2 separate regions of the Homo sapiens genome follow, and region 2 is linked to region 1. A link is an interaction called in ENCODE POLR2A ChIA-PET data of the cell type or tissue named here. Cell type or tissue: Caco-2. All regions are shown on one strand. Links, peaks and the distances in the headings refer to the core of each region. The heading gives the core; the rest is flanking DNA. Region 1 overlaps CASC15 (cancer susceptibility 15). Region 2 overlaps CASC15 (cancer susceptibility 15).

The links. Peaks named below come from ENCODE experiments on the same cell type or tissue, not always from the same donor. Only the 100,000 strongest peaks of a DNase experiment are listed, where the experiment ranks them.
Region 2: POLR2A ChIA-PET joins it to region 1 with 6 read pairs; 3 of 35 experiments call an interaction of 5 or more read pairs at or near these places.

What each region holds. Positions count from the first base shown.
Region 1 is chr6:21,824,513-21,827,427 of GRCh38, reverse strand. The region is part of intron 4 of CASC15 (cancer susceptibility 15); the gene reads right to left. LOC105374970 (a long non-coding RNA gene) reads left to right here. Exons shown (of 3, transcript XR_926573.4): 2 at 1,038-1,181; 3 at 1,560-1,648. Among named protein-coding and RNA genes, the nearest start is that of CASC15, 160 kb to the right of the region's middle. In Caco-2, for the core only: no CTCF peak of the experiment used is centred there; a DNase peak (open chromatin) is centred at 1,227.
Region 2 is chr6:21,737,677-21,740,591 of GRCh38, reverse strand. All of the region lies in intron 2 of CASC15 (cancer susceptibility 15), which reads right to left. Among named protein-coding and RNA genes, the nearest start is that of CASC15, 73 kb to the right of the region's middle. RefSeq lists an enhancer at 866-1,788. In Caco-2, for the core only: no CTCF peak of the experiment used is centred there; no DNase peak of the experiment used is centred there.

The sequences.
Region 1 (2,915 bases), core at 185-2,684:
GACTATACCCTTACATTAGTAGGGCTGCATTTCACACATCAGGAAACTCCAACCCTTACAGTCTTCATAAACAAGTATCACAGAGGTTTGACCACATATGTTCCATTTTTGAACCTTTAGCACACTATTTTTACCCAACTCTCTCGTAAGACCCACCATATACCGTGTGGGAGAAGATTCCACATCAGTCAATCACATTAACCAGTCCTCAATGTCACTCAGTACTGAAATGTTAGCCCCAACCCACCCTGCATATTAAACGCATCTGGCTTGGTCAGCCAGATAACATCCTCACCCAACGGTGACGCGCATCAGTGGCGTGCTCTTGCTAAGCTCACAGATTTTCTCAATGGTCTGTCGAAGTGTTCCTTGCTTATGTAAATCAGTATGTTAAAATCTAGTAGATATAGGATATCCCGCTAAAGAGCAGGCACATTGAAGAAATGAGTGTATAGGCTCTCTGTTCCTCCTATGAACTTTATTAAGGAACTGGAGCTGGAGGAGAACAAAGATCTTTCTCCATATTTCAGTTTTCTCCCCTCCACTCATAGCATAGCACAGTCCAGAAAAAGATATAAAATCAAGTGCCAGCTGGGTGCAGCGGCTCACACCTGTAATCCCAGCATTTTGGGAGGCCAAGGCAGGCAGATCACCTGAGGTCAGTAGTTTGAGACAAGCTTGGCCAATATGGCGAAACCCTGTCTCTCTAAATATACAAAAATTAGCCAGGCATGGTGGCGCCTGCCTGTAGTTCGAGCTACTCAAGGAGCTGAGGCAGGAGAATCGCCTCAGGATACAGTGAGCCAAGATCGCGCCACTGCACTCCAGCCTTGGAGACAGAGTATGATCGGTCTCAAAAAAATAAATAAATAAATAAAAATAAAAGTTAAAAAATAAAAGTAAAATAAAGTGCCACCTTAAGAGATGTGACAGTACTAATCTGGGAATATATCACAGGCTCTCAAATTTTAATGTGCCTAAGAATCACCTGATAGGTGCTTGTTAAAAATGAAGATTTCAAGACTCTTCCCCAACAGTTTCTGATTCAGCAGGTCTACCGTCGAAACCAGGAATTAGCAGCTTTAACAAGTGCCACAAGTGATCGGATGCCGGTGGTCCCAGGACCACACCTCGAGAAAGCCCCGCAGAGAGATGAGTGCATGGAAAGAGCCAACTGAGAGGTGGGGCTGAGTAAGGCCTCTGGAATTCTGAAGTGGTTTTAGCCCCATTGCTCCAATTGTAAAGCCTGTTCAGTTAAAAATTCACCCAGCACAGTACAGACAGAAGTTTGACATAAAAGCCCTGATAACACTAATGGTGGTAAAGGGACCTCTTTCGATAGGCACCTGGTTTGTGCCTAGTTGCTTGCTTTCAAGATTTATCCAGGTCCAGCCTCTGTGCTTGGGATAACAAAGCTCTCATCTTTGGTTACCTTCATTGGAAACAACATTCCCTTTTCCCCATCAAAATTCATCTAGTTCGGTTCTTTATAAATTACGTTTACTACATGAGGTACAGTTATACTCTATTTTAAGTACGACATTACTTTGTTTTTTCAGGTGAAGCTTAAACAAATGTGAGGCAGAAAAATGTATTAATGCGGCACTAATGAGAAGACGGAATCAAACTCCCTGCAAATACACACACACACACACACACACACACACACACACACACACACACACACGTGGGAAACTTCTGGCTTTTTTTTTTGTTTAAAGAAAACCCTGAGGAGCAAGCTAACAAAATATCAATAAAGTTGGAGAAACTGGGGCCGGGTGAGGTGGCTCATGCCTGTAATCCCAGCACTTTGGGAGGCCAAGGCGGGTGGATCATTTGAGGTCAGGGGTTTGAGACCAGCCTGGCCAACATGGTGAAATCCCGTCTCTACTAAAAATACAAAAGTTAGCCGGGCGTGGTGACATGCACCTGCAATCCCAGCTACTCAGGAAGCTGAGGCAAGAGAATTGCTTGAACCCGGGAGGTAGAGCTTGCAGTAAGCCAAGATCCTGCCACTGCACTCCAGCCTGGGTGACAGAGTGAGACTCCATCTCAAAAAAAAAAAAAAAAGCTGGAGAAATTGGAGCACAAAAAAAGTCTAAGCGATACAAAGATATTATTTTTAAAAGGATTAATATTGTCCTATTAAACATTTATTAAACATAGACATTTTGTGAAGTGCTGCCAAAAGCAGGAATGGAACTAGAACCCAGGACTCCAAATTCCCAGCTCTATCAATAAATCAGGCAATTTCCCTCCACAATCCAAAATAGCTGCAAATGCTCTGGTTATTTTTTAACATATGGCTTAAATATTTATATTTTAAGTGCTTTCAGCTTATAGTCCACATCATAAACATTCATTAACATTTAGGCAACTTCCTGAGTAACTCTAACTGCAAGGTCAGACCAAATACACATTTAAGCAAAATAAACATTCCCAATCATAGGCTATAAATTGTTCCAATATTTACTTGATAACCTGACACCCATATTCATTTGCCTCTCTTCCTCCCAAAATAATGTTCTTTGGGAGTTTTTTTTTTCTCATGCAACAAAAGATAGTGTTACTGAGGCCGGAGAGAAAGGAGCAAGGTTTCAAAGATACCAAACTTAGAATTTGGAATAAGCTTAACCTTAGGGGGATCTATCTCCTTGATTGGTGTGTTTCATGGCATTAAATTTAATTAATTAATTAATCCAACAAATACTTGTGTATTTGCCAGGCCGAGCGCTCTTCTGAATGAACAGAGTCAAAGTTGTTGCCTACAATGTTTACATTCTAGGAGACCGGCCAACAGTAAACCAGTCAGCAAACAAATATTTAGTATAACATCAGATACGTTTAAGCGCTCCGAAGAAAAATAAGGCAGGGTAAAAGGGACAGAGAATGACAAAGTATTGGAGGGACAATAT
Region 2 (2,915 bases), core at 130-2,629, 87 kb after region 1:
AGTGCTGGTGGCCTGGACACAAGAGACTGGGGTGACTTCTCATACACATTAGACACCATTGATTTTCAACTAAAGGTAGAACTGGAAGTGCTTTTATTCAAAGGCTGCAAAAATCACCTTCTCCAAGGAAGTTTAACATCTCTAGTTTTCTGAATATGAAAAAAGATTATAGGATCACAGTCTCCCGTGAGCTAATGAGGCATATGCAACCAGCCTTGAAATTTGAAAGGAGAGAGAGAAAAATCAAAATTGGAGTGCATTCACCCTTCTGAACGTATTTCTTTCCTCCCTCCAAAGCATCTGTATCCTGGCTGAGCTAGCAGACAATTTAAAGGTTTCTTAGATCAGTTTTAATATTTTTTTTAATTACACTGAAAATAATACCCACCCCCAGAGACAAGCATTGTGTTTGCACAAGGAACAGCGTCCCCTTCTTACCAGTTCCCCAAGACCCCCACCTCCATTCAGTCACCAAGTCCAATCTGAAATCCACCTCCTAAAGAGCTCTGGACTCCAGCCACTTTCCGCATTCCTACAGCCACTCCCCTAATTAGGGCTACTATTATCTCCCCACCGGATTACTGTGGAAACTTCCTAACTGGTCTACCTGTCTTCCAGTTTGCCTCACCCCATCCATCCTTCACACACCAGCTACAGAGATCGTTCTAGGAAAGTCAGTCTCCTATTGGCATTAGGATAAATTCCAAACACCTTTACGGAGCTCAAAGTATGTTCAGGATCTGTGCAATGCTCCAGCCCCATTTCTCTACTTCCACCTCACACTCCACACTATAGCCAAGCTAAATTGCTTTTATTCCCTCCCAACACCTCCCACCCTGGACCACCACACGCACACAGTGGGCTCTGGCACATGACCTTGTGAATGCCTGTGATGCCTCCCACCCCAATCCTAACCCATCCTCCCCCTTTTCCATCCTTTGACCCACTCTTGCTCTTCATCAAGTCTCTGCTTACATATGACATTCTCCCAGAAGCCTTTCCTCTAAGTCTGGGTTAGGCAACCCCTGCTCACTCTCCCAAAGCACCTTATATTTACTCGTTCAAATGATTTATCATGCTACACTGCAATGCTATTATTATTTGTCAATATCCCCCTAGCATGGAAACTCCACGAAGACAAGGATAGGGCCTGCAGTGTTCAGCACCAAACTCCCAGTGCCAGTGCCTAACATCATGCCTGGTACTTTGTAAGTGTCCAGAATAAATCTCTATTGAATGAATAAAATTAATCAATTAATGACAAAGTTTTCACTCAAAGACTCTGAAGTCTCTGTGGCAAGTGTTTTTTTGGAAATGAGCTGGGAAAATCACCTTGGAGAAGGTGATTTTAAGCTTTCCTAAAATTTAACCTAGCACATAGAAGGTATTTGATAAATATTTGTTATTTATCCTGTTTGTTACTGAATTGAGAAACAAACAGGATTAACAATGCTACTAGGTATATAAAAATGTAAAGTTTTTTTTTTTTTTATTAAAACTGCTTGTCAGACATTGAATAGGGGGCCAGAACATGTAAATCCAGTTATACGGGTTATACAAGTGCTGGGTCTGAGTAGTCCTTACCCCACCGAGTGCTAGGTGACCTGGATTCAGTATTTTAATTGTTTGCTGTTGCTCCTATTTTATTTACACTACAAGCCACTACTCTTCTGAGGTCAGCCCCACATAGAAAGGAGATTGCACCATCAGTTTTACTCAGATTTGCAAGTCAAAATACGATAACAAGAAAAACTTCAAGTTCACCCTTATTTCTCTTCATTCTAAGCAAATAGATAAACCAATATCCAAGAGAATCTTGCCACTTTGTACAATGATCCTGTGCACATCTGGCAGTCAGCCCGGCCCACACTGGAGTTTGTGTGTTTAGGCTTCCTTTATAATTTGAAGAGCAAGGGTGATGACACAGCTCCTGTGACCAATTCCAGTCCCTGTTTACTATTTGCCCAAGGCTCCTGCCTCAGCTAGACCTGAGATCTGGATTGAGATATTTACTATAAAACAAACCAGTAGTCAGGACCTGCTTTCACTCTCAAAAACACCGGTACCTACAAAAAAAAAAAACTAATCTACAGAAGGTTAAGAGCCCCCACAGAGTCTCCACCCAGCCCTTGTCCATCCTCATCTCCAGTTGTCCCCTGGCCCTTGTATCTCATACTCCAGGCACACTACTCAGGGATCTCCACATCTTCCTCTGTGCTCTGCACAGTCTCTTTTCTATGCTTGGAATGTCACCACTCCAGTCTCATTGGCACTCATTGCCTACCACTCTCTACTGATACTTTTTTTTCTTTTATTTTCTTTTTTTTTTTTTTGAGGCAATGTCTTACTCTGTTGCCTAGGCTGGAGTGCAGTGCTCACTGTAACCTGGACCTCCCAGGATCAGGCAATCCTTCTGCCTCAACCTCCCAAGTAGTTGGAACTACAGGCACACGCCACCATGTCCAGCTAATTCTTAAAATTTTTTATATTTATTTATTTAGTTAGTTTGTAGAGAATGGGGTCTCACTGTATTTCCGAGGCTGGTCTTGAACTCCTGGACTCTCAACTCATACTTAAGGCCCCTCTCCCTGCACCCAAGCCAAATCAATCAGTTCCTCCTTTGTCCCTCCCTTCCTTACCTCTCTCTTACTTAACACATTAGAGATTGTAACTACTTCTCATGCATCTATCTCCCCTAACAAGTTGAGAACTACTTACAAGCAAAAAAACACATTTTTTTTTGTTTATTTCCTCATAAAAATCATAAAATCACACCTCACACATGTTAATCAATGAATGGTTATTTAATGAATGACCCTACCTTATCCCTACCCACAACTGAGACGATACATTAAAATTACCAGAACTTGACTATAATTCCATTCATCATGGTTCTATATATACATCATTGAAAC